Linked DNA regions of Homo sapiens: region 1 is linked to region 2. A link is a loop called in an ENCODE intact Hi-C map of the cell type or tissue named here. Cell type or tissue: endothelial cell of umbilical vein. All regions are shown on one strand. Links, peaks and the distances in the headings refer to the core of each region. The heading gives the core; the rest is flanking DNA.

Region 1 (8,096 bases), core at 2,130-7,129, 510 kb before region 2:
AATTGGATTACAAATATCAGTGTTGATATTAACTGAATAAAATTTAAATTTGATCAAATGTAGGAACATTCGATGGGGCTCTAGGCCATTTGTTTCATTTACCAATTATGCGTCACATGCAGTGTGGAGCTGACACAGTTGGGCCCAGTGAATAAGAGGGAAAGAATCAGGAGAGGTAAGTGATAGCCAGGCATGACTGGAAGGGCGTTGGCATTGTGCTCTGAGTGCAAAACAGAATCATTGGAAGCTTTTATTTTCAGCTTTTGTTGAAAAGTAACACAGAAAAGTGCCCAAATAACAAGTGCAGTACTCAACAAAATATCCCAAATTAACACATTTCACCAGAACCTGGAAAGAAATCAATGGTTCCAGCACCCCAGTACCCACCTAGTATCACCTTTCACTCACTACTTGCCCAATCCCCAGTGTCGGTAGATCTTTCTGCATGCCTTAGCCACATGAGCAACTTTCCTTTGACACCTATTTTGCTAAAAGTCCCTGTCAAAATTTTATGCTAATATTTAATAAGTATTTTTGTGGCATCATCAGAGATGTAGAATTTTTTAATTCGATATTTTATGAGGCTAGTAAAATACATTAATGTATTTTCAAATTTAAACTAAACTGGCATTCCAGGAATCAACCCGATTTTATTGTTACACATTTTTCATTTTATATATTATTTAGAATCATGCTTTAGTGTTTTTTACTTATCTCCTCAACAGTAATATTGGATCACAATTTTATTTCTTTAATATTATCGTTAGATTTTGATGTCCAATTTATGTTAGCCTCATAATATATAAAAAGTGGCATTATTTCTACCTGTAATATTTGAGAGAAATAGCTAAGGAAGCCATATAGATCTGACATTTTCTTTTAGAAAAAAATAAGTTTGAATTCTATTTGTTTAATAGACATAGGACTTTTCAGATATATTTCATCTTGTTTTCTTTTTGTAAGATGGGTATTTCTAAAAATGTTTTTATTTCCTTTATGATATTAGGGGTTTTTTTTGTATATCTTCCGCTACTCCTTTTTAAATTAGTTTTACTTAATATTCATCTCTGTTATTAGTTATTTTTTAATAATCAATTTTGACTTCATTCAGGTGCATACACACACACCGTCAGTATATAGATCTATCTATCTATCATCTATCTGTCTATAATATATTCATTATATCTTTTTGTAGCATCATGAAATGGATACTTATAATTCTTTCTGACTCCATCTTTGAGGCAATACATTTTTCCTCAAAATGGAATTAGCGCGTAATTCCTTTTTCTGACCCATGGATTTTAGAAGTATTTGTATGAATTTTCAATTTTGTGTGATATTCTGTTTAACTATTTATCTTAAATTTCTAACTACCTAAATTCCTCTGTGTTCCAGTAACAGACAGTATAACATCAGTACATTGGAAGTCATTGAGTTGTGCTTAAAATTCAGACAATTTTTCCATGGCTGATTGGCATGTACCTTAAATGAAGTCTAGTGATAGATGTTGGGTCCTGTCCATTTTTGTTGTTGTATCAATTACTGAGATTATTAATATTTTCTACTCTGATTAGTTGTCTGTTTTTAGTTCTTCCCACTATTCTTTATATGCTTAGAATGTATGTTATTACAAATTTAGAACTTTAAAAAACCTTCTTCATGAGTTAAACCTTTTTTTTTTTCTTTGAGATAGCATCTTGCTCTGTCATCCAGGCTGGAATGCAGTGGCACAATCACAGTTCATTGCGGCCTCAATCTCCCAGGCTCAAGCAACCCTCCCACCTCAGTGCCCCCAGTAGCTGAAATTACAAGCATATAATTTCAGTCACCACGCCCAGCTAATTTTTGTGTTTTTGATAGAGACAGGGTTTTGCCATGTTGCCCAGACTGTTCTAGAATTCCTGGACTCAAGTGATTTTCCTGCCTCTACCTCCCAAAGTGCTGGGATTATAGGCATGAGCCACCATGCCTGGCCCCCTAACCTTTTATAAATATGAAATATTCCTTTTTATTCCTAGCAATATTTTGCCTTAAAACTCTAATTTATCTGATACTATTATAACTACTCTAGCTTTTTTTTTAGTTGTCATCATTTTTCAATCTTTTTTTCTGTCAATCATTTAAAATAAATCTTGTATTTTGTTTGGACCATTAGGTATATTTACATTTAATTAAATTATTACTAATAAAAATGAATTTAAGTATACTATATTACTATTCACTTTTTAACATTTCTCATACATATTGTATTAGTCTTTTCTCATACTGCTAATAAAGACATACCAGAGACAGGGTAATTTCTAAAGGAAAGAGGTTTAATGGACTCACAGTTCCACATGGCTGGGGAGGACTCACAATCATGGTTGAAGGCAAAAAAGGAGCAAAGTCACATCTTGCATGGCGGCAGAGAAGCAAGAAAAAATGAGAACCAAGCAAAAGGAGAAATCCCTTATAAAATCATAAGATTTCATGAGACTTACTCACCACCATGAGAACAGTATGTGGGAAACCACCCCCATGACTTAATTATCTCCTACCGATTTTCTCTCACATGTGGGAATTATGACAACTACAATTCATGATGAGATTTGGGTGGGGACACAGTCAAACCATATCACATATGCTATGTTCCATTTTCTCTCTTTTGTTGTCGTAGTTTCTATTGATGTTTTATTATGCCATTTTTTTTTCTATTATCTTACTAGATATATATTATTTTTAATGGCTAAAATGACAAATTGAATCTTCAAAATTTCAACAACTATTAGAAGTTCTGAATGTTTCCTCTTGAAGATCCTGTGAGCTCTTTAACTCTGCTTACCATCTGACCTGTGACTTATATGATGCGCTAGTTACGGGCTTAAATTCTGAATATATTTTAAAATAACAAGTACTGGTATTATTGTTTTGTCATCACCATGCATTCAAATTAACTCATATATTTAGTCTTTTATGGCCTCTTATTTCTTCTAACACTAATTTTTGAGGAGGGCCATTTTTTTTCCTCCTGGAGAACAAAATGCACTAGTGTAAGTTTCCTATCATTATATTCGATTTTGTTCTGTAAATGTCATTGGTTAAATTTTTTTTAAGGCATTTTCTTTGGTTTTAAAATTCTTGGCTGGTAAGTATTTTCTTTCAAGCATTTGAATATACCAATTCATTGACTTTTGGCTACTTTTTCTGTACCTGCCTGTCATGTTCTTTTTATTTTTCTTTCTCTGGATGCTTTTAAGATTTTCTCTTTGTTTTGCAACTTTGCAGAAGTTTTACTGTAATGTGACTAGGTGTGGTTTTCTTAGTAGTTTTTCTGCTTAAGATTTTTAATTCTTATAAATTTTAAATGTACACTAAGAATATGGCCCAGTATGTAAAAATGTATGAGCTATATAAAATCTGTACTCAAATGGTCATAGAACTTTACTCATAATATCCAGAAAATTTAAAACTACCCAAATGTCCAACAACTTGTGAATAGATAAATGTATTAAAGCCTATCCATACAATGGGATACTACTCAGCAATGAAAAAGTTACAAACTGATGATACACTAGCAACATTTTTAAAGTTTTCCAAAAATTATAATAAATGAAAGAAGACTGAAATGAAAGAATGAAGGCTGCATAAGTTCATTTAGAAACAGAATTTTTGAAAAGGCAAAATTATAGTGATAGAAAATAGATCGGAAGTTTCAAGAAGATTAAACTGGGGTATCGAATATATTGTAAAAAAGACAGGAGTAAAATTATGAGGGTTGGTAGAAATATTCTTTATCGTGATTGTTGTGGTGGTTGCACACTGTATAAAATTCCCTAAATTCATTAAATTGTAAATTGATTAATTTTAGTGTATGTAAATTATACCCCAATAAAACAAATTAAAAAGTGCTTGCAATAAACAAATTAGATAACTCATATGAACTGTATACATATTCTCATTTTATATTACCACTTTGCCACATAAGTGCATAGCCTTTAAATATTTTTTGTTAAATAAATAAATCAATATATCGACTAATAACTAAAAACTTGGACTAGGTCCCATGACTATTATTTCAACTCAGTATCATATTAAAGACTTATTTTACTTCATTTATTTTGTCTGAAGAAGTTTGAGTTAATTATGTTTATTAAATATGCCATATATTTTTCCATCTCTGTATATGCTTAAGTAATTTCTTTCTGATGGAATTATTTAATTTTCTCTCACACTGAGAAAACCACTGATCGCTTTTTTAAAAGTCAATCTTGCCTCAGTTTCAAGTCTATCAAATGCAACCTACTCTGTAAAGGTATGGAAAAGTCCTCACTCCTAGAAATAAAAACTCCAAATTCTAAACAGAATGTATTATAACTTATTTTTTTAATATCTCATAAAAGCTTTGAAGTGAGGAGGGCATTTCTTATAAAGACCAGTGCAATGTCTTATAAATATGGATTTGTTCAATATTTTTCATGAATATGTTTATGTGGTCTATTTTCATGTTGATTTTTTGTTTTCTCAGTAATATGGCATTGAAAGGAATTGCTCTGACACATTGATCTTATAAAAAAGTATTCAGTAATTCAAAGGAAGAAACCAGAAATGTTGGTTCACTTAAATTAAGGCTTATTTTATCATCTGGACACCTCAAAGCTGAGATTGCTTGAGATATACGCAAGTGCTTAAAGATATCACCAAAATAAAATGTTGCTATTAAGAAGGTTAAATGTACAGCCTGAGGAAATTTCAGAGAACTTGCCCTTCCTGTGATTATTTTTAGAAGATATTTAATCTGTATGATAACAAAACTGTCAGAGGAAGCCAGTTTTGATTAAAGTGAACAACACAAAATGCGGAAAGAATGAGCTTATTCTATTTCCTGCTGATATTATGAAAATACCTGCATCTGAAAAGGAAATATCTTTTAATGCCATGGAATATGCCTTAAAAAAATAAAAATTATGCATTAGACTCTGTCATAGGAAAAAATGTGCTGGCTAGAGCCATGTGAAAGACAAAGAAAAGCTAACTAGCCATGGAAGAATAAGACTGTAGAACAACGCAAACACTCATCAACTCCTCAAATCAATCCCATTCTTAATTTTAACAGACATGTATCATGGCATTTGTAAAACTAGGATGACACAGCATTTTGTGTCAATGACTATATAATTTTTCAACATGTTTTCAGAAATAGAAATATTAAATTTAAGAAAAATGTATTTTCTGGGTGTCAGTAAAGTGGAGACACTGTGAAACTTTGTGTTACATATTTAGATAACCAAAATATGGAGATAGCAACATATCAAATGGAAGATTGGAAGAGTACACATGGAAGAATGTAGAGTCAGGATGAAACATTTGTGCCAGGCAGCATGCGTGTATCAAAAAATAATGCTCAGAAGGCAATTGCAATTGCTGTATCAATAACATCTCCAGTAAGCAAAAATGTTTATGAGAGTAAAACCACCTAAAATTTTCCCAACAGTGAAATATTAAATATAATGCTCACCACTTAATGCAATAAACATTTATGGAGTAATTAAATAAATAATGCTTAGGTATCTCCTGTCTCATCATTCAAATATAGTTCAGAGATTTGGAAAATAATAACAAAAAGGTAGGATACAAGTTTATGCTTATGTCATCACTAGCAATATATAACCAGAATTTTAACACGGTTTTTATATGGGTAGTAGATTTTATTGTAAATAATATTTTTGTTTCTTATAATTCTTTCTATTCTCCAAGCCTTCTATAATATATATGGATCACTTTAAAAATTACTATATGTTACTTTTAAAAGCTTTATTTCAAATGGACTAAGTTTTATGAAATATCTAAAAAGTCCAGGGACAGTACCTGTAATCTCAGCACTTTGGGAGGCTGAGGTGGATGGATGGCTTGAGCCCAGTTCGAGAACAGCCTGAAAAAATTTTTTTTATATATTTCTCTACAAAAAGATATAGAAATCAGTGTGGTGTGGTGGTGCATGCCTATAGTCCTAGGAACTTGGTGGGCTGAGGCAAGAGGATCACTTGAGCCTGGGAGGCAAAGGTTGCAGTGAGGTGTGATAGCACTACTGCACTCCAGCCTGGGTGTCAGAGCAAGACTACATCTCAAAAAAATTCAAAAACTAATTAAAAAATAAATATCTGAAAAGGTACTTATAAAAAATGTAATTTAATAATAAAGTCTATAAAAAGAACTTAGAAGGTGGGAAACTTGTACACTGAAAACTGTAAACAATGATGAAAGAAATAAAAAAAAGGCCCACATAAATAGTCATCTCATGTTCAAGGTTTGAAAGACTTAATATTGCTAAAATATTTATACTATCAAAAGTGATCTACAATTTCAATGCAATCCCTATCAAAATCCCAATGGTATTTTTCCGGAAATAGAAAAAAGTACTAAAATTTACATTAAATCACAAAAGACCTCAAATAGCTGAAACAAAATTAAGAAAGAAAAACAAAACTTTCTAATTTTAAAATATATCACAAGGCTACAATAATTAAAATGGCATGGTACTGATATAAAGACAGACATATAGACCAATGAAACAGAATAGAGAACCCAAAAATAAATCAGCGCATATATCATCAATTGATCTTTGGCAAGGGATCCAGGAATACACAATGGGGAAAGGATAGTCTCTTCAAGAAATGGTGTTGGGAAAATGATATCCACACACAGAATAATTAAATTTGACTTTATCTTACACTATACATAAAAATCAACTCAATGTGGATTAATGACTTAAATATAAGACCTGAAATGTATGACTCCTAAAAGGGAACATAGGGAAAGAGTTTATGATATGGTGTTGAATTTTATGGCTATGATACCATAGGCCCAAACAACACAAGTAAAAATAGACAAATAGAACTACATTAAACTAAAATGTTTTTGCACAGCAAAGAAAACAATCAACAGACTGAAAAAAGCAACCTATGAAATTTCAAAAAATACTTGCCTTAAAAACTAATAGATTTCTGGCCAGGCACAGTGGCTCACACTTGTAATCTGAGCACTATGGGAGGCCAAGGTAGGCAGATCATGAGGTCAGGAGTTTGAGACCAGCATGACCAACATGGTGAAACCCTGTCTCTACTAAAAATACGAAAATTAGCTAAGCATGTGTAATCCCAGCTACTCAGGAGGCTGAGGCAGGAGAATTGCTTGAACCCTGGAGGCATAGATTGCAGTGAGCCGAGATTGTGCCATTGCACTCCAGCCTGGGCAACAGAGTGAGACTCCATCTCAAAAATAAAAATAAAAAAATAAAAATAATAATAATAATAGAATTTTACTACTTGTGATAACATAGATGAACCTAGTAGATATTATTCTTTATAGACAAGCAAATGCTGAGAGATTTTGTCACCACCAGGCCTGCCTTACAAGAGCTCCCAGAGGAAGCACTAAATATGGAAAAGAAAAACCGGTAAAACCTAGTAGATATTATGTTAAGAAAAAAAGCCAGTCATGGAAGAACAAATACTGCATGATATCCCTTTTCTGAGGTATTAAAACTAGTTAAATTAATATAATCAAAAAGGGGAATGGTGGTCACAAGAGCCAAGGGGAGTGGGGAGTGGGGAGTTGCTAAGTCAAGGGGATAAAATAATCATTGTGCAAGAAAAATAACTTTTAGAGATCTGCTATACAATATTGTTCCCATAGTTTAAAATACTGTATTGTACAATTAAAAATTTATAAAGAGGGTAGATCTCATGCTAAGTGTTCTTACCACACTAAAACACAAGTTTAAAATAGATACAGTTTTAGCCTTATTAAGTAATAATAGTTAACACATGAAGAATATCAGACCCATGGGCAACTTGATCAGGCAGGGGCTCTGTGTGTGTGCTAGATTATGTCTGGAATGCAACTGAGTGTCCCTAGACTTGGTAGCATCCTGTGATTCCAACATGTCAATTTTTCAGGGATGGTAAGATATAGTACTGGATTTATTTTGAACTTTGGGGAAAGATGTAGATTAGGACAATAAATGTTCAGAAACCATGGAACAACCCAATATAGTACAGACTGGTAGGATCTCAAGGCAGAAAGTAGAACTAGAAGTTATTTAAACAAATTTCAGACCA
Region 2 (8,096 bases), core at 1,766-6,765:
TATCATAGTCATCTGCCATTCTGAGACCGCCATTGACCACACACTAATGAAATGCTGTCTGCTGATGATAACACTCACATACCATGGTGAGCTCTCCAAATCACACCAGTAAAGTAACAGTACATAAGGGATATTTATTAGTTCTTCTTCCTGGGTTACTTATTATTCTAGTAAAGTAATACTATTTTAGGAATCTATTGTGCAGGGGGGAAATGTGACTTAAATTAGACGTTTCTAAAGCCTCATCTCCAGCAGTATACACCTTTGAGACACAAGATTGTTTCTTCCTCTTTAATCATCGATTTTGAGAAACATAGCAAAGGCTCTATACTTGCATAAAAACAGTACAGCTTAAATTTTCTTTTATTTATTTTATTTAGCACTTTCTTTTCTTTTCTTTTTTTTTTTTTTTTTTGAGAGGGTCTCACTCTGTCACCCAGGCTGGAGTGCAGTGGTACAATAATGGCTCACCAAAGCATTGACCTCCTAGCCTCAGCCTTCCAAAGTAGCTGGGACTACAGGCATGTGTTGTTGTGCCTGGCTATTTTTCAAATTTTTTCTGGAGATAGGGACTCACTACGTTGCTCAAGATGGTCTCAAACTCCTGGGCTCAAGTGATCCTCCCACCTCAGCCTCACAAAGTGCTGGGATTACAGGCCTGAGCAACCATACCCAGCTGAAATTTTCTTTATACCAATTAGCAGAATACACATCACATTGGAGACAAAGTACAGGGCTAAATTAAGTTAGTATAATGCCTAAGTCCAGACATATTTCCAAAACACATTAGTTTGTGGGATAAAACATTGCTATAGTGATGATGATGATGATAATATTAATCACTAAAATTTTTGGCTGTTGTACTGGGTTCTTTCTACTCAAATCCCAATATAATTATGCATTAAACAATTTTATTTTCAAAAAGAAAAAATTACTAATACAAGTTAACTCATTTAATTATTATCACTTAGCTAGTCAATAATGACTCCACAATTTGATTTAAAGATGTGATATGCCCAAAATGACCTACAATTGTATTTAATGCTCCACTATACTATGGCTAGAAATAATAGTGATATATTAGTCTAGAAATGTCCATAGCTCCTCATCCTAAATAACTAGAAATTTATTACCATTTCATAATTAATTGATTCGAACATCTAGTTTAGTTACAAAGAAAATATTTCAAAAAACTATTTCAACTAAAAAAATACCGAACTGGTACCAAACATTAAGAATAATGGCTATACAGATATGCCCTGCAATGTCTTTGCAATAGTGAGATTCCTCATTCTTCCTTTCTTGTTTTGTTTTAAATCTTTATGTTCTGTGATTTAAACAGACTTCTTCCAAATATAAAGCAAAACTATAAAGTGTAAGAAAAGGGTCAAATAAAATAAGTGCCTTTAATGGAAAGAATACAAATGATTATTCTCTAATTGTCTCAGAAATAAAAGAAATATAATCCTACGACAGTTCCTGGACTAATCAAAATAAAGTAAGTGAAAAAGAGAATTTCACAATTGTTTTTCTTTTGTTAAATCAGGTGCTATAAACTATAGAAATATGAATGAAAATTTTTATTAGCCTAAAGTGTCAACTGTCATGATTAATGTATTATGACAAATAAATTAGTTAAAATTATACTTATATGTTCTGGATTGTCTTATTCATTTTTAGATTTAATTTTTTTTCACTTATATGGCTCAGTAATCTACTTACTTCTAGCAGGAATCCTCTAATGTAGATATCAGCAGGTTTAGTGGCATATGCAACTCTAACAAGGATGAAAACACTCATGTGGTCCTTACTACTTGAAGCTGAAATTATTTAGTAGCTAAAAACATGAATTTTCACATTACGTAGATGAGTATAAATCCATATTTCCCTATAATGGGATCTTAGGCAAATAATTCAAACTCACTAAATCTTAATGGGGCACAGTAGCTCATGCCTGTAGTCTCAGTGCCTCAGAAGCTGAGGTGGGAGGATCTCTTGAGCCCCGGAGTTTGAGTTAAACTTGGGTAACATAGCAAGAACTCATCTCTAAAAAATAAGCTTCAAAAAAGAAAGAAATACAAACAACCTACAAAATATCAATATCTCATATGTTGAAAATGTGGATAATATCACTTTAAATATTTTTGTAAAAATTGAATAAGGTTATGGCATACCTGGCACATATTAAGCATTTCATAAATAGTATTTTATTAAAGGCATTATCATCCATCAGTGTAAAAGGATATGTTCAACTTATATTTGTTATATACCTTCTATATACTGTTTTAGTTGTTGCATGTACAAATATTTTTAAAATTTCTATAATAGAAAATTATATTTCTATGATAGAATAGACATACATAAAAAGTAATAAGAACAATTTATAATGTGTTGGTTACTGATGAGTACTGTGATGAAAATAAAAGTGGAGAGACCCACCAGGCTTCAGTTAAGAAATGGAATGTTTTGAAGTTATAAATGAAGTGGATGGGCAAGCCTTCACTGAGAAGGAATATTTAAACATATGTATCTTTCTACATTTTGGTGTGTGTCAAAGCACATAAAACGCCTGACATACAGAATTCCCCACTCCATTTTGGTTTACATTTTGGCATAAAAAAATAAGTCCAATTGAAATTATTTGTGTACGTATTTCTGTACCACATTGGCTGTATTAATGGAGACACACGCTTGCACTCAGAAACACACATATATATGTAAAATATATAAAAACTTTTATATATTTTATAATTTATAGTTTTAATGAATTTATGCATACTTCCACATATTTATACATATTTACATATCCTTATGTTGCATAATAAACTTCAAAGATATTTCAAATATCATTGAATGCTCCATTAGAAATGGACGAGCTGACATCATGATAAATTTCATGGAGATAGAGCTTGCTAGACTTAGTACCTGACGAAAGTTGCAGGTTGCAGTGAAGGAAGATGTCTGGAAAAATTCATGGGTTCTAGGTTGGGCAACAATATAAATGTTAGTGACACACAAGAAATAAAAATGTAGAAGGAAAAATAAGCTTGAATGGAAAGATAACATGTTTCACATAAAATATCATAGAATATACTGAGGTTTAAAGATCTAGGGAACATTAGATATAGATAAACGTCACGAAGCAACTTGTTACCTAGGCTATCATGTGTAATAGCCACATCACTCTCACATCAGAAAGGCTGATTAAAGGGATGTGATGCAAGTTAGCAGAGGAGAGAATTTCAAGAAGTTTTATGAGCAGGTCAAAAGATCATTGTATGTATCAATTATAAGGTCATGCTTACTGGAGGCAAGTGAAGATTTAGTGGAGTCCTGTATGTAGACGGGAGTTAGTAGCTTGAAAGCAAATGGGTTGTGAGATGAGGAGGTAGAGCTTGGTTTTGAAAGATATAGTAAGTCTTCTGTTAAGTGCCTCCATCATCTCAGCAATTTTCCCTTTATGACTCTTCTACATACTGTAGTTATTTGTCTCATGTCTATATCTGTGGCCAGGGTGTGAGCTTGACATGATGCATTATTCTTCAGTGAGCCCACCAAAATAACACAATTTTGTCACATGAGTATTCCTCCAAAAATAATGTGTTTGAGTGGATCGGTAATGAGAAAAATAGATGTTATTTTAGGGGTGCAAGGATTCTTTTTTCTTTTTTGTATTAAGTGTTAATGGATTTAAAGTGTATAAGTACCAAGTAGAGACAGAAAGAAATGACAATATGGAAAACACAGAAGCATGATAGGTAGATAACACCAGTCTTGGTTGAAAGGATGTGTGAGGATTGTGGAGAAAGGAGAGGAGGGTAGGGAATAAAATGAAGAACAAAGTGGGAGGGATAATCCTTGAAGAACAGTAACAAACCTGCTCTGAGCGTTGAAGACAGTGTAAGGATATAGTCACAGATTTAGGTGTGGTAATGGAAAACTAACTTTGATGTTTTCTATTTCTTTGTGAAATAGAAAATAAGGTCATATAGTGGAGGTAGGAGAGTAGGCAGAATGAAACACATATTGATTTTGCTTTAGCTCTGAAGACTAAAAGCCACCTGTACTTAAACAGAAAATTCAGATTTATTATACCAATAGGGCTAGTCCTGGATCCTATTTAGCCAGAACTTTTATTTTTCTGACTGCAGTTTTCCTTTCTTTTTACAGTTGACCACAGTATAGCTAAATGCACATCTTGATTTTGCATTAAAATGTAAGACTGCCCTCTTTCTGCAATAATTCAAACTGCAGGATGTTTGCATGTGATTAAATGTTGACACATTGTACTACCGTTTTTCAACTGTATGCATAGTAGAGCTCCAGATTTCCTCCAATTATTTAATTTATATATTAAGTTTAAGTATAAACTTAATGTTTAGTGTGTGTGTGTGTGTGTGAGAGAGAGGCAGAAAATGAACTTGAACAAGAATTAAGACACAGAAAACTTTAATGAGAATTAATAGTTAAGAAAATAATACTTATTATTCTTCTAGAAATACAAGAGAAAGTGCAACTATAAATTGACATTCTCCTTTATTGTGAATCCACTAACAGGTTTAGCCCTAGGTCTAGTAAGTCTCCAAGGAGATATTCAGGAATATATTCCAAAATCCCATGTTTATTGTCTTCCATAAGCTTTGGTTTGTATGCTTTGTAGTCAGGGCCATGCACAGCTCATGTGTGACTTGCTAGGCTGGCAAACTGCTGATGTGGCCGATTAGTTGGCTCCATTTGGAAACATGAATATTATGCTTAGAAAATAGTGTTGCTAAGTGAGTTTCTCTCACTCTCTTATTTTTTAACTAACTGAGCCAGAGGAATGGATTATACATATTTGTTGTTTTGCATATAAATTGGAAATTACTCCTTTCCCCTACCTGCAGTTGCAAATAATGTTTCCTCCACTTTTGTCTGAACAGCAATCTCCATTTTTAGATGAGCCCTGTCCAAATTATTGGAAAATTATAACATTTGCTGACAGCCTCCTTTAAAGTGATCAATCAAACTTCTCCAAGAGAAAATTATATTTTTAAAGGAAGCTTTATAACTTTAATGGCTTCAAAGGTCAAGTTATTTCTTTTCTTCAATTTAAGGACATGTTCTTGAGTCAATCAATATTAATTCAACATAAGACCTTAGTCCCCAATTTCACCTCTTATGTTAGCTAACATAATTAAACCTGTGTTGCTGAGCAAAATGTCAAATACCTTTTTCTTAGGACAAAGTACTCTATCTGGGTTTTCTTTTTCAATTTTCATTAATTTAAACAAGCAAATTTATTTTTATTGTATTGAGCATCAAATAAAAGCAATTACTCAGCATGCTTCTGGATTTGGTAATGAATATTTTTTTCTGAATTTGAGAATGAGGCTTTCCATGTGCCCCCTCCCCATCTGTCAGGCATAGAATTGGTTGGACTGTGGTGAGCAGCAGTCACTTGGGATAGTGTTTGCTTAGTCTTAGGTTCCAAACCCTCAGTAAAACTCATTTAAAAACTGACTGAGACAGAGCTCAATGCACTAAAAAGTCTTCTTGACTCTTTCTCAATCTCTCTTTTAATACCATGAGCACTGACCTGAATTAGACTGACTATTCTTTCTTGGTATTTAATTTCTGCATAATACTTTCCATATAATTCTCTGGAATTCTCGATGACTTTGTTCTAACTTTTACCTTAGATTTCTGGTAATTGCTTCAGATATACTTCTACCCCTCCATTTTAACAGTACTCAAAGCCCAGTGTAATGTGCTTTTCAAATAAGACCAATTCTAGGCTTCACTGAATCTACTGCACACACGATTACAAATCTAGAATTTTCTAAATGCTAATGGGAAAATGTTGAGACTTTTAGAGAACAAGTTTATTCAGAAAAAAAAAACTGAGCTAAAATGTAAGATTAGATATTCCAATAAACTAAATGCCAATAATGTGTATTTTTCCAATATGCCATTCTGAAACAAAGCAGAGTATTCAGATAATTGTGATACTATTTGATACATTATTGTTTATTGGTCTCTCTTCTGACATTTAAAATAAGAAATGTTCATTTATTCCTTAAGTAAATATTACAAGACTGCTAATTGTACATCATTTCATTATGGATGTGTACACCCACACATATAAAATTATATATGTTAAAATATTTGGACTGGTGTGTGTGTGTATTTTGAGTAAAGTAAAAAAATGATGAAGAGGACCCAGATTAAAATGTGAAGTTAATGAAGCTGCTACTATACACCATGTCTTTTACTTCAAAAACACTTCAGCCTTGTCAATGTTACAGTATGTATTGGTTGGTTAGTTTAAGCTAAATAGTGTATGGTCAGTTTCTCTTGTTAGAGAATTCAGAAGCATTTAATCCAACATTACAACGCATAAATGATGACTTCCTATTTTTTATATTTCTGACGCTTTGACATCTGAGGCCTTGCTGATCCTAGAGACACTGTCCAACAAGGCCTAGCCAATTCCTAGAGACAGTAAAGGACTCACTGGCCTGCAAGGGTGACTTTCATATACAAACTAACCAACTAGCCCACATTCCCACCACTTCCTTTAATCAGGCTTACACCCTCAGGGTCACTATTCCCCTGCCCTAATCACCCAAGGGCCAGTACCAGACAACTAGGGACAACCCTGGTGCTCCAAAACATACTGAAATTATTAAAATTATCAGATCTTGAACCTACTGAGACAGAAATCACAATAAAGGCTCCTGCCCACATTCCATATTTTTTTCTCACTTTTCTCTCTCTTTTCTCTCTCTTTTCTCTCTCTTTTTTCTTTTATTTATTTATTTTTATTTTTTATTTTACTTTAAGTTCTAGGGTACATGTGCACAACATGCAGGTTTATTACCTATGTATACATGTGCCATGTTGGTGTGCTGCACCCATTAACTCGTCATTTACATTAGGTACATCTCCTAATGCTATCCCTCCCCCGTTCCCCCACCCCCTGGCAGGGCCCGGTGTGTGATGTTCCCCACCCTGTGTCCAAGTGTTCTCATTGTTCAATTCCCACCTATGAGTGAGAACATGCGGTGTTTGGTTTTCTATCCTTGCGATAGTTTGCTCAGAATGATGGTTTCCAGCTTAGACTCCTACACAATAATAATGGGAGACTTTAACACCCCACTGTCAACATTAGACAGATCAACGAGACAGAAAGTTAGCAAGGATGTCCAGGAATTAAACTCAGCTCTGCACCAAGCGGACCTAATAGACATCTACAGAACTCTCCACCCCAAAACAACAGAGTATACATTCTTCTCAGCACTTTTGTCTCTTGACTCACCTTGGTCACCGCATGTGGCTCTGCACGGCTTGGAATGCACCTTCCTTTTGTCAACTGTGAGTACCAAATTATCTTTTTAAAGGCAGTCATCTCCCAATCTGTTGTCCTAACTGTACCTGATTAAAAATCAACACTCACTATTTCACTCCAGGGTTATCATAAAATAAAAGCAAATACCCAGCATGCTTCTGCATTTCATAATAAATTTCAAGGCTTTTGTTCATTGTTCCATCTACCAAGCATAGAATTAGATGGAAAGTGGTGAGCAGTGGCCAGCTGGGATGGTGACTACTGGGGTGGTGAATACACAAACTTCAGATAGACCTAATTCTTATCTAAACCAGATCTTTGCTAATTGTCATAATAAATATTAAAAATGGATTTTCATTGGTGAAAGTAGACACATGTTTATAACTACTGTGGGTGACGTATATAATCCCTCTTTAGTGAAATGAATGTCTTTCAAGACATGTAGATGAGCAAGAATAGTTTAGAGATACTCTGCTAGACTGAGTTGGATGTGCTGTAGTGAAATGGCCCTGTGTCTGGTCAGATTTGGAAGTTTTAGATTGCCTACCTTTTCCATAGTATTAGCATATTTAATCCTATCTCTATAATAGTGTTGTGTTTTATTTTAATAAATGTTTAATGCCACATCAGAATATTTACAAGACAGAAAGCTGGTGTGTCATCTAATCTAGAGGGCATGTTATATAATTGTGCTGGGAAGTTTTACAAGGTAATTATTTCTCTAATAAATGTGAGGGATATATTGTAGTTTGATATTGGATTTTAT

Evidence for each region. Hi-C counts contacts between places; a loop is a spot of excess contacts. Peaks named below come from ENCODE experiments on the same cell type or tissue, not always from the same donor. Only the 100,000 strongest peaks of a DNase experiment are listed, where the experiment ranks them.
Region 1: a loop joins it to region 2, with 3 times the contacts of the local background. A loop is called at or near these places in 2 of 110 quality-filtered maps.

The regions. Positions count from the first base shown.
Region 1 is chr2:82,686,090-82,694,185 of GRCh38, forward strand. No RefSeq gene overlaps it. Among named protein-coding and RNA genes, the nearest start is that of LINC01809, 830 kb to the right of the region's middle. In endothelial cell of umbilical vein, for the core only: no CTCF peak of the experiment used is centred there; a DNase peak (open chromatin) is centred at 4,842; H3K27ac peaks cover 1,946 bases.
Region 2 is chr2:83,192,205-83,200,300 of GRCh38, forward strand. No RefSeq gene overlaps it. Among named protein-coding and RNA genes, the nearest start is that of LINC01809, 330 kb to the right of the region's middle. In endothelial cell of umbilical vein, for the core only: a CTCF peak has its summit at 4,226; a DNase peak (open chromatin) is centred at 4,207; H3K27ac peaks cover 391 bases.